Linked DNA regions of Homo sapiens: region 2 is linked to region 1. Evidence: chromatin contacts called from ENCODE Hi-C or POLR2A ChIA-PET data. All regions are on one chromosome and are shown on one strand. The core of a region is the stretch at or near the end of the contact, and the rest is flanking DNA. Distances in the headings are between cores, read along the strand shown.

Region 1 (5,522 bases), core at 768-3,267:
ACATGTTTTAAAACTCTATCCATATATTTAAGTGGAGTTAAATGGGTCTGGAAAAGTAATCCACAAAGGTATAATAATGGTCTTTTCAGCCAGGCACAGTGGCTCACACCTGTAATCCCAGCACTTTGGGAGGCCGAGGCATGGGGATCACGAGGTCGAGATCAAGACCATCCTGGCCAATATGGTGAAACCCCATGTCTACTAAAAATATAAAAATTAGCCAGGTGTGGTGATGTGCACCTGTAGTCCCAGCTACTTGGGAGGCTGAGGCAGGAGAATCGCTTGAACCGGGGAGAAAGAGGTTGCAGTGAGCCAAGATTGCACCACTGCACTCCAGCCTGGTAACAGAGCGAGACTCCATCTCAGAAAAAAACAAAAAAACAAAAAAACAAAAAACGGGTCTTTTCATTTGCAGAGATAGGAGGGGTACAGAATTTAGGACAGAGGAGTGGGTAAGGGAATGTTTGTCTTATTTGTGATGTTCTATTTCTTCACAAGTAGCATGTATTCATGTATTACATGTATAATTAAAAATTAATGGTACCTCTTTGTGGGGCATTTTGGCAGTACCCACCACGACCGAAAACACACATGCCCCTTGCCCCAGCCAGTTATTATCTATTATCCTACATATATGCGAACATACCAAAGAGTTCTGTTCTAGAATATTCACTGCAAAATGGTTTGTAAATACTGGAAACAGCATAAACGTCCATCATTAAAAGATTTGTTCAGAAAATGTTGGTACAGGCCGGACGTGGTGGCTCACGCCTGTAATCCCAGGACTTTGGGAGGCCAGGGCGGGCGGGTCATGAAGTCAGGAGTTTGAGACCAGCCTGACCAACATGGTGAAACCCGTCTCTACTGAAAATACAAAAAAATTAGCCGGGCGTGGTGGCGCGCGCCTGTAATCCCAGCTACTCAGGAGACTGAGGCAGGACAATCGCTTGAACCCAGGAGGCGGAAGTTGCAGTGAGCCGAGATCGTGCCACTGCACTCCAGGCTGGGCGACAGAACAAGACTCTGTCTCAAAAAGAAAAAAAAAAAAAGAAAAAGAAAATGTTGGTACAAGGGTGCAGTTGAATTCTATGTGAGCTTTAAAAAGAATGATGTAGCTTTGTGTACAGATATGGGGCACTCTCCAGACACAATGTTGAGTGAAATCGTGTCTAAAAGGATGAGGGAAAGAGGGATTTATACATACACACAGATATGCTTGTATTGACGTGGAGCCTTTCTGAAATGATATACAAAAACTGGTAGCAGCGGTTGGCTCTAGGAACGGGAATCAGACCAAATGACAGGTGAATGAAGACAGCCTTTGTATGTATACCCTTTTTGTAGCTTGTGAGTTTTCTTATTTTGAGTTTTCTTTACTTGACCATGTATTATAAACACATTTGGTAGGGATTTTTTGATTTTTTTTTTTTTTTTTTTTTAAGGAAGGCGCCTTGCAGCTCGGTTCTGCTGGATGGGAAAAGCTGAATCTCAAAGCCTCCGCTCACTTGCTGCGGAGCCCTAGGCAAGTCACGTCCGCCTCTTGGGGCGTCAGGAGCCCCACCAATGAGGTGGGGCGATTTCCCGTCCCGGCAAAGGCTCGAGCGAATTCGGACACGGGGCCCGGTCGCTCCGCCCGCGTCCCTGAGCCCGGCTCCCGCCCCGGCCCGCGCTCACCGCCGATGATGGTCCGGATGAGGGAGGCGTGCCCGGGGCAGTCGACCAGCGTGACCTGAAGCAGTGGCTCGCCGGGCTCGGGCTCGGCCTCGGGCGCTGCCTGGAACTCGGGCAAAGACGACCGCAGGCGCGCGGGCAGCGGCACCGAGAAGCACGAGAAGCCCAGATCGAGCGTGATGCCGCGCTCGCGGCTCTGCGGCTGCTTGTCAAAGGCGGCGGTGGAGGCTGTGGTGCTTAGCGCCCGCGCCAGCGCCGTCTTGCCGCTGTCGATGTGGCCCAGCACGCCCACGTTCACGTTCACCCGCCGCCCTGCCATGCCGCCGCCGCCGCCTCGGACACCCGCCCGGCCCGCCCCTCACCTCCCTCGGTAGTCGCCGCGGTCCGGCCCGTTAAGTTGCCCCCCCGTAACCGGCGCGCTGTGCACACCCGTTCCGGCCCGGAAGCTTCCGCCCTCCTGAGGCTCACGGGCACAGCCGAGCGCCGTGCTCCGAGTGGGTGGTCTAGGAACTGGAGGTCACCGTAGGCAGGGTTTCTCTCTCACGTGGCTCCTCCTGCCTGAAGCCTCTAGGAGCCCGAGATGGAGGGATCCTTCTGAGAAGTGAAGCCATTTGGACTTTCTGGGTGAGTGGAGACTTGGAGAACTTTTCTATAGCTATCAAGAGGATTGTAAAATGCACCAATCAGCGCTCTGTAAAACGCACCAATCAGTGCTCTGTAACATGCACCAATCAGCAGGATCCTAAAAGAAGCCAATCACAGGGAGGATTGAAAAAAGGGCGCTCTGATAGGACAAAAACGGAACATGGGGGGGCGAAGGGGGGCGGGGGGGGCGGGGTGGGCGGGGGGAAGACGGGGGCGGGGGGGGCGGGAAGACGGGGGCGGGGGGGAGGGCGGGGGGACGGCGGGGGGCGGGGGAGGGCGGGGGGACGTGGGGGAGGGGGCAAATAAGGGAATAAAAGCTGGCCACCCCCGCCAGCAGCAGCAACCCTCTCAGGTGCCCTTTCGCATTGCAGAAGCTTTTTGCTCTTCACAATAAATCTTGCTGCTGCTCACTCTTTGGGACTGTGCCATCTTTAAGAGCTTTAACACTCACTGCGAAGGTCCGCGGCTCCATTCTTGAAGTCAGCGAGACTAGGAACCCACTGGAAGAAACCAACTCCGGACACACTTCCAATCATTCATACATTTCAGCAAGATCTTACCAAGTGCCTGGTGGGTTCCGCTGGGCTACAGTGCCCGCTAATATTACATTCAGGGGGTGAGGGCTAAGTCAAACAATACAGCCTGAACCAGACCATTTCAGAGAGCGAGAAGTCTCCTAGGGAAAATAAAAGCTGAGATAAAAAGGAGCAGGAGAGGGAGGATGGACAGCTACCTAACTGTGGGTCAGGGAAGACATCTAGGAGTTGCTGTTTGAGTTGAAACTCCAGTGTTGAGAAGGAGCCAACCATGGGAAAAGATGGTTTGAAGATGGAAGAGGACAACATTATCTCTGACTCAGAAATTCTCACCCTGAGAGTCTGTAGCCTGGGCTTAGGAGAGGCCACAAACCTCTAAATTGAACGCACAATGTGTTGTGATGTGCTCTTGCTAGACAGAGGGTCGACAACTCTCACTAGATTCTGAAGTGTCTAGAACCACAAAAAAGGTTGTCAGCCATAGTCACCAACCAGAGGTAACAAACCTAAGTGTCTGCTCTGGCCAGGTGGTGGGTAAATCAAAGAAGAGAAGTTAAAAGAGTCTAAGATGACAGGGAGTGGTGGGGACCTGGGAGACCTGGAGAGCCCTTTTCCTGTGCAAAGAGGGAAGCCACTGCTCAGTCTCAGCCAGTGATACCAGGCAGGAATGCTAGCCCAACATTGCCTCCTCCTTCCATTTTTCTGGAGAAGAGAGTGTTTTTGTAACACTGTGGCGGTGGAGCACAAAGTTCACAGGATCTTACCTTTGCCCTCTGTGATGAGCCAGACCATGTGCGGATGTATTCATGCTTGCAGTAACTGCCTCCTTCGTTCCACCACTCTCCACTAGGAACAGAGTCCATGTCATAGACTGAATTGTGTCCCTCTCAAATTCATATGTGGACACCCTGACCCCCAGTGTGATAGTATTTGGAGATGGGACGTTTGGGAGGTTAGATGAGATCATGAGAGCGGGCCCTTGTGATGGGATTAGGGTCCTTACAAGAAGAGAACAGAATCTTTGTTTCCGTTTTCCCACCTTGCAAATAGGAAACTGTAAAAATACGCCTCCCATTAAAAAAAATCTAGTAGTAAAAGCAGTAAACGTATTTAAAAGGGAGGGTTAGTAAATAGGTAATAAGAGCTTTAGAGGCTTTATGTACCTCTGAGAAATATTTCAACTAACAAAGACTTTGTACAGGGCCTGGCTTCAAATAAACCTCATTTCTTACCTCTGTTTTAAACAGAATCCTGAAATGGTAATGAAAAGAAAAAAGGTTTGGCTGGGCACGGTGGTTCATGCCTGTAATCCCAGCACTTTGGGAGGCTGAGGCAGGCAGATCACTTGATATAGTTTATATATCTATATATAGAATATATATAGATTTTATATATAGATATATAGAGTATATATATATAGAATATATACAGTGTATATATAGAATATATAGAGTATATATAGAATGTATATAGAGTATATATAGAATATATATAGAATATATAGAATATATATAGAATATATATAGAATATATACAGAATATATATAGAATATATAGATATATAGAGAATATATAGAGAACATATAATATATATAGAATATATAGAATATAGAATATATATTATATATATAATATATAATATAATATATATAATATATATAGAATATATAATATATAATATATAGAATATATAATATATATAATATATAGAATATATTATATATATAATATAGAATATTATATTATATATATAGAATATATATATAGAATATATATATATAATATATAATATATAGAATATATATAGAATATATAATATATAGAATATATAATATATAGAATATATAATATATAGAATATATATAGAATATATAATATATAGAATATATAGAGAATATATAATATAGAATATATATAGAATATATAATATATAGAATATATATAGAATATATAATATATAGAATATATATAGAATATATGTATAGAATATGTATAGAATATATGTATAGAATATATACATAGAATATATATTCTATTAGTTCTGTCAAATATATATATTCTGTGGAATATATATATGGAATATACATATATACATATGGAACATACATATATACATATGGATGTATATTCCATACAATGGAACATACATATATATATATATAATGGAATATATATACACATATATGGAATATATATACATATATGTATACATATTCCAAGATGGAAGAGGACAACATTATCTCTGACTCAGAAATTCTCACCCTGAGAGTCTGTAGCCTGGGCTTAGGAGATATATATATATTCCATGTATATTCCATTAGTTCTGTCCCTCTAGAGAATCCTGACTAATACAAATCTTCTAACAAATATTCTAACAAATATTGATTGAACACCTGCTGTGTGGCAGACATGATATTTTGGAGGGATACAACTGTGGATGAATAAGGCAAATAATGATGAAGTGCTTTGGGAGAAATAAGGCAGCATGGCTGAGAGTTACTGGTGCAAGGGAGGAGGATGCTTATTAAGGGAGAGGCATTTGAGCTGACAAAGATGCAAGAGAAGGGCCAGGCTGCACAGAACCGAGGGAAATTGATGAAAGAACGTGCTGCACAGAGAAAACAGCAGGCTCAGAGACAGCAGCAACCTAAGCCATGTGGCACGTGGCGA
Region 2 (5,522 bases), core at 2,079-4,578, 140 kb before region 1:
TTACAGAGTTAGACAGAAGGAATAAGATCTAGTGTTCTAACGTACAGTAGGCTGACTATATAGTTAACAATAATGTATTGTATAGTTCAAAGTAGCTAGAAGAACTGGAATGCTCCTAATATAAAGAAAAGACAAATGTTTGAGGTGATAGATACCCCAATTACCTTAATTTGATCATTACACACTGCATGAATGTATCAAAATATCATATGTGCCCCCAAATATGTACAACTATTATGTATCTATTTTAAAAAATGGCCAGGTGTGGTGGCTCATGCCTGTAATCCTAGCACTTTGGGAGGCTGAGGCAGAAGGATTGCTTGAGCCCAAGAGTTTGAGACCAGCCTGGGCAACACATGCAGACCCCATCTCTATAAAAAACTTTAAAATCAGCTGGGCATGGTGGTGCATGCCTGTGGTTCCACCTACTCAGGAGGCTGAGGTAGGAAGATCGCTTGAGCTGGGGAGGTTGAGGCTGATGGCGCCACTGTATTCCAGCATGAGTGACAGAGACCCTGTCTCAGAAAAGCAAAAAACAAAAAACAGTGGTGTCATAGACTGGCACAAGGGAGTAAGAGAAGATGATCCAGGCATATGCCCCCATTTGTTCCAAGGGGAAAAGGTGATTTCTTGAAGCCTGTGTCAGCTTATCTGGCAAAATATTGCTGTAAACTGGGAGGATTCCCACTCCCTGCCTGAGGGCACATGTGATGCACCCTCCTTGGCTGTCCCAGGGCCTACTGACTGGCTTCAGCTCCTGGACTGCAGCAATGTGTGCCCCAGAGGCATCCAGGAAGTACTTGGAGAAGTCAGCAGGATTGGCCAGGAGCCAATGGACTATTTCAGCAAAATTGAGACAACTACCTAGTTTGAACCTAAGATTTAGGAGTGTGGTGAGAGTAGCTTAGGCAAAAAAGTGCCTAATTTTATAACAACATGTTGATATTTTCAATTTTTCAAAAAATATCTAATTTTTAGCATGGGAGAGCCAGTGGGAACAAGGCATGCAACTGGAGCCCAGAATCAAGGGCAGGCTGCACAAGACTCAAAGCTCTGCTGGAGCCCTCCCATGAGGCTATCCGAGACATGAGAATGAGGCAGGAAGCTCTGGGACATGTGGAGTAATGCAGAACTCAGCATGACCGTGGGGTCCACAGAAGGGTGTGTGCCAGAGTTCCACAACCAGACACTGCTCTCATAGCTGGGATTGGGCTGGGCTTTCCCACACCAGCTCCTTTCCTCCTGATGGCATCTTGACCCACAGGAAGTTTGGAAGGTTCTTTAATCTCTCCTTCCACAAAGGAAACTACAGCAGTGAGGTTCAGGGGCTCAATCCACAAATAAAGAAAGGGGCACTGGTAGAGCCAGTTCTCCGAAAGTTATCATCACACTTGATGGTAATCAAGAGAAGGGTAAGCATAAATCCTCGGCTAGACTTCTCCTGTGTTCCTTCGGTGAGCCCTCACAAGCTGTCCTCCCTTGGGGGACCGGGGCCTTCAGTTGGTGTTCCCTGTACACATCTCCCTGACCACCCCTCCCTCTCAGGCCCAAGTTGGCACCCCTGATTCTTACATGCTGTTCATCCCTGGTATGTGCCTATGGTCTCCCAAGAGGACGGAGGCCAGCTCTATGCTACTAACTCATCAGTGGGTACTCACCACCTCAGATATCATGCTTCTTTATTTACTCTTAACAGAAAGACTGCAGGGAGCTTTGCCAAACCTCTGGGACTCCAGAGGTCCCTCCCTGTGTGATGTAGAGCATGAGGTGCAGCTTTGGTATTGGCTAGCATTGGAATAGCATTGGCTACAATTCCTCTACCCCACTCCAAGATCACAACCACCTGACTGCCACTGGGGGCCTTCTGGCCAACACACGCAGAGTACTGACTGTAAGCCACACCTATGCCAACTGGGACAAATCCAAATCGTGTCTTTCAGGCCATCTCAGGGGCACAAAGGCCAATGGATAACTGCAGCAAGGTCACAGTGGTAGTCACATGCCAGAGAGACAGACGGAGGGGCATATGTGTGTAGCGTGGAGGGCAGGAAGGTCAGTGAGGAGGTAACCTTCGAGCTGCCTCCTGAGGTGCCCACATGGATATACCCCTGTGCGGATGACGAGGAGACACAGGCCCTGCAGGTCTGTGCATGGCCATGAAGGTGAGTATGCTGAGAAAACAGGAGAACTACAGTTTGCTTTATCAGTAGAAGAATGAGAAAAGCTGAGGCTACAGAGAAAAGCAAGGGCCAGCATCAGGATGGCTTGCAAATGCTGGACTTGGTAGGAAGGGAAAGAGGAGACAAGAAAGGCTTATGGGTGGCCAGGATGAGGACAGAGTGGCATTGGACTGTGTTAGCTACATGGGGTGGCCAGCTCAGACACCATCCTTCCTCCTGCCTCCACTCACCCTTTCTGCATACCAGGGACAGGAAGCCCCATCCTGCTGGTCATATTTCAAGATCCTACGTGGATTACGTTTTCCAAGAGAAGAGCTTTTAGGGTATTCCAACATCGGGACATCCTAGTGTGGGCTCAGGATGATGAAATCTCATGCTCTGCCAGGGCCCTCTCCCACCAAAGGCAGCCAGGCAAGCTCAGCTCCCAGTACCAGGGCCTGGATAATCTCTCACTCTCTATCCTTCCATCTCTTCTGGGATGAGCGGGTGATTTCTGGACCATGGTAACATGTGCTTTCTCAGGGGAAAGGTTAAAGCTGCCCTATAGGTCACTCAGTCACAAGAGCTGAGGCTGGGGCTGGGGACCAAACCCACCACATCACGCTGGAAAGCATTCCTTTTTTGCTTTTCTGCTAGTGCCTATGCACATACTTCCCATGGGGACTCTGGGCAGGAGGATGAATGGGCTGAGGAAGGTTCAAGAATTTCCTGGGTTCCCACCACCCCACTGAGACCCTCACATAAATGAGGAGAGCAGGGTCCAGGCCATGCTGGGGTGTCTGCCTCCCCAGCTGACTGCTGGGTCACCTGCTTGGGACTCTGGCAGGAAGCAGGCATGGAACCACGTGACTTCTCCCAAACTTGGGTCCTTCTCCATCTTCTCACCACAGTTCCAGCCCCAAGGAAGATTTAAAAAAAAAAAAAAAAAAGGAGCCTCAATTGTTGGAAGGCCCTGGAATTGTTTATTTTGTAAACAAACCAATGGCAATGAATTATGTTGAACTTTTAATAAGACACACATATCATACTAGGTCTGTATATTTGCCAGCAAAAAAAAAAAAAAAAAAAAAAAGTAGGGGGAAGTACAGAAAAATGCCTTGAAGTAAAGATCACAAAAGGGGTTTCCTGTTATGAGATACGGATGCATTTCCTTGACCAAAAACAGACTGATCAAAATGCCAAATCAAAAATTATGAAAACTACAAACAGGTGACAGATTTGAACTTGCTTCCTTTGCTTCCCAGGCCCCAAGAGGCAGCCAGAGGGCCATCCAGCTCCTGTAGTTGGACACCACCAAAGGCAGGGCTGAGGGGACATCGCACTGCTGCCAGTGTTGAGTAGAAAACATTTTGGGGGTGCCTGGAATCAGCTGCAGCTTTTTGCATTGGCCTCTTTTTGTTTCACCTGAGCCTGGATGACCAAATGAAACAATTCCCCTCAACTGAGCACATTCCAGCAACGGACAAACACCACACATGGTGCAGCCAGCGAAATGTCCCATGCTGGTCTGTGGCTGGCAGAGACATAGCCATTTTCCCAGGCATCATGGGGACAGCCCTCCCTGACAGGCACAGCAGAGGCCTGGAGGTACATGCAAGAGATTGATAGTTCATCAAAATGGCAGCAACACACATTGGAGGTATGATGTGTTTCTGTTTTTGTTTCATGACAATTCTAATTCGAACAAAAATGTCAAATATCAGAACAGTCTGCCATTCCAACTGTCTGGAATGGCATCTTCCAATCCTTGCATATGCTGTTTCCTCTGATGGGAATACCCTCCCCTTACCTTTTCCACTTAGTAAACCTATTTCTTTCTTCTCAGAGCCCTCCATGTCTCCAAGAAAGCCAACCAGACCCTCCCTTGGGGTCCCTCCCTATCTCAAGTGCCCCCAGTGTACAGGTGCTCTACTTCCTTGGCTCTCTCTGTCCCACAAGGTCATGAGTTCTGATGGTGGAGCCAGTGTCTGACTTAGGTCTGGGGCCCTGCTGCTCAGTCCAGAGGGGGCACTTGGCACAACTTCTGAAACTCTCCTTTACCTGTTGTGCCTAGCAGAGAATTTATGTGTCATTTCTAGAGGCTCAATAGCTGACATTTTAAGAACACTCAGATATGATAGAACTTAATTCACTTTTCCCCTCTAAATTCCCCTTCCCAGAACAAACTTTCAGGAAGAGGCAGGTCTTCCTGTATGTACTTCAACTGTCAGCCCCTAACAGGGTCAGCAAACTCTATTCCTGGCAATCTTCAGGGCTAGGAAGGACAGATAGTCCTCCACCCTAGCCCTAGGGGACCCTATGGGAAGGAGGGATATCTGGGCCTCACCAGGTATCTGGTCTAAGGCACCCCAGTGAGGACCCCTAATGGCTCCCAACCACAATACCCCTGCAAGAGCACCAGCATGCCAGTCTACAGAAGTGCTGGCTCTGAGCTGGCTCTCTCCTCTGGATCTCTGAGGGGCCAAGGGCACAGCAGAAGGTAGGGAGCAGACTTCTCACCAAGAATAGAACAAGTGCCTCTGACTACCGTCCAAAGGGGAGAAGCAGCCACCTTTGTGTGTGAGCTTCCCTAACTTCTTTGAGTACTGCTACCACTAAAAATATTTACCATTTACAAAGCCAAGAACTGTGAAAGGCATTTTGTAAAATTTCATTTAATTCTCCCAACAACTCCACAGGGAAGATACTCCCATTACCCTTTTAGAAAAATTAACTAAGGCTCAGAAAGGTGAAGTCATTCACCCAAGGTCACAAGCCAGAAAGTGACAAAGGGCATTCTAAGGCAGCACTTTCTGACTCTGTGGCTCGGGTTATTAATGTGATCCTATAAGGGAAGTTTTTTTTTTTTTTTTTTTTTTTTTTTGAGATAGAGTCTTGCTTTGTCGCCCAGGCTGGAGTGCAGTGGCGTGATCTCAGCTCACTGCATCCTCCGCCTCCTGGGTTCAAGTGATTCTCCTGCCTCAGCCTCCCGAGTAGCTGGGACTACAGGCACATGCCACCACGCCTGGCTAATTTTTTGTATTTTTAGTAGAGATGGGGTTTCACTGTGTTAGCGAGGATGGTCTCGATCTCCTGAACTTGTGATCTACCCGCCTTGGCCTCCCAAGGGAAGTTTTTAAAGGCATTAGCAAATATAAATATCTACTAGGAGAGACAGACAGAAAATTAGCAAAAGAAGGAGAGGATGTCCTTATAGGAAGCTTTTCTACTCTGAACTGATTCTCTATGCATCCACAACTGCCTTCACCTAGGCCAACACCTGCTATCATCTGCCTATACACATTTTCAGAGTCATCATATAGGTCTGTATTTTTGCCAAAATCCATAGGCTAGACCATAAAA

What was found. Hi-C counts contacts between places; a loop is a spot of excess contacts on that map. ChIA-PET counts read pairs that join two places held with the same protein, here RNA polymerase II (POLR2A). Pooled maps may share reads with other maps.
Region 2: a loop to region 1 is called in a map of CD8-positive, alpha-beta T cell, with 11 times the contacts of the local background. The contact joins the enhancer-like site here to the promoter of EEFSEC in region 1. A Hi-C loop is called at or near these places in 1 of 168 maps with a recorded cell type or tissue (CD8-positive, alpha-beta T cell) and 6 of 50 pooled maps. POLR2A ChIA-PET finds 5 or more read pairs at or near these places in 1 of 52 experiments (T-cell).

What each region holds. Positions count from the first base shown.
Region 1 is chr3:128,149,976-128,155,497 of GRCh38, reverse strand. It overlaps EEFSEC (eukaryotic elongation factor, selenocysteine-tRNA specific), which reads right to left and starts at 2,017. Exons shown (of 7, transcript NM_021937.5): 1 at 1,675-2,017. The coding sequence starts at 1,990. It also overlaps a transcript of RUVBL1 not described here. RefSeq lists a silencer at 1,507-2,026 and an enhancer at 2,157-2,386.
Region 2 is chr3:128,293,182-128,298,703 of GRCh38, reverse strand. The region is part of intron 4 of EEFSEC (eukaryotic elongation factor, selenocysteine-tRNA specific); the gene reads right to left. Among named protein-coding and RNA genes, the nearest start is that of EEFSEC, 140 kb to the right of the region's middle. Within about 2 kb of position 3,328, at least 6 of the 41 ENCODE cell types and tissues checked have a DNase peak (open chromatin) inside an H3K27ac peak, as active enhancers do; they include CD8-positive, alpha-beta T cell, where a contact is called at or near this core.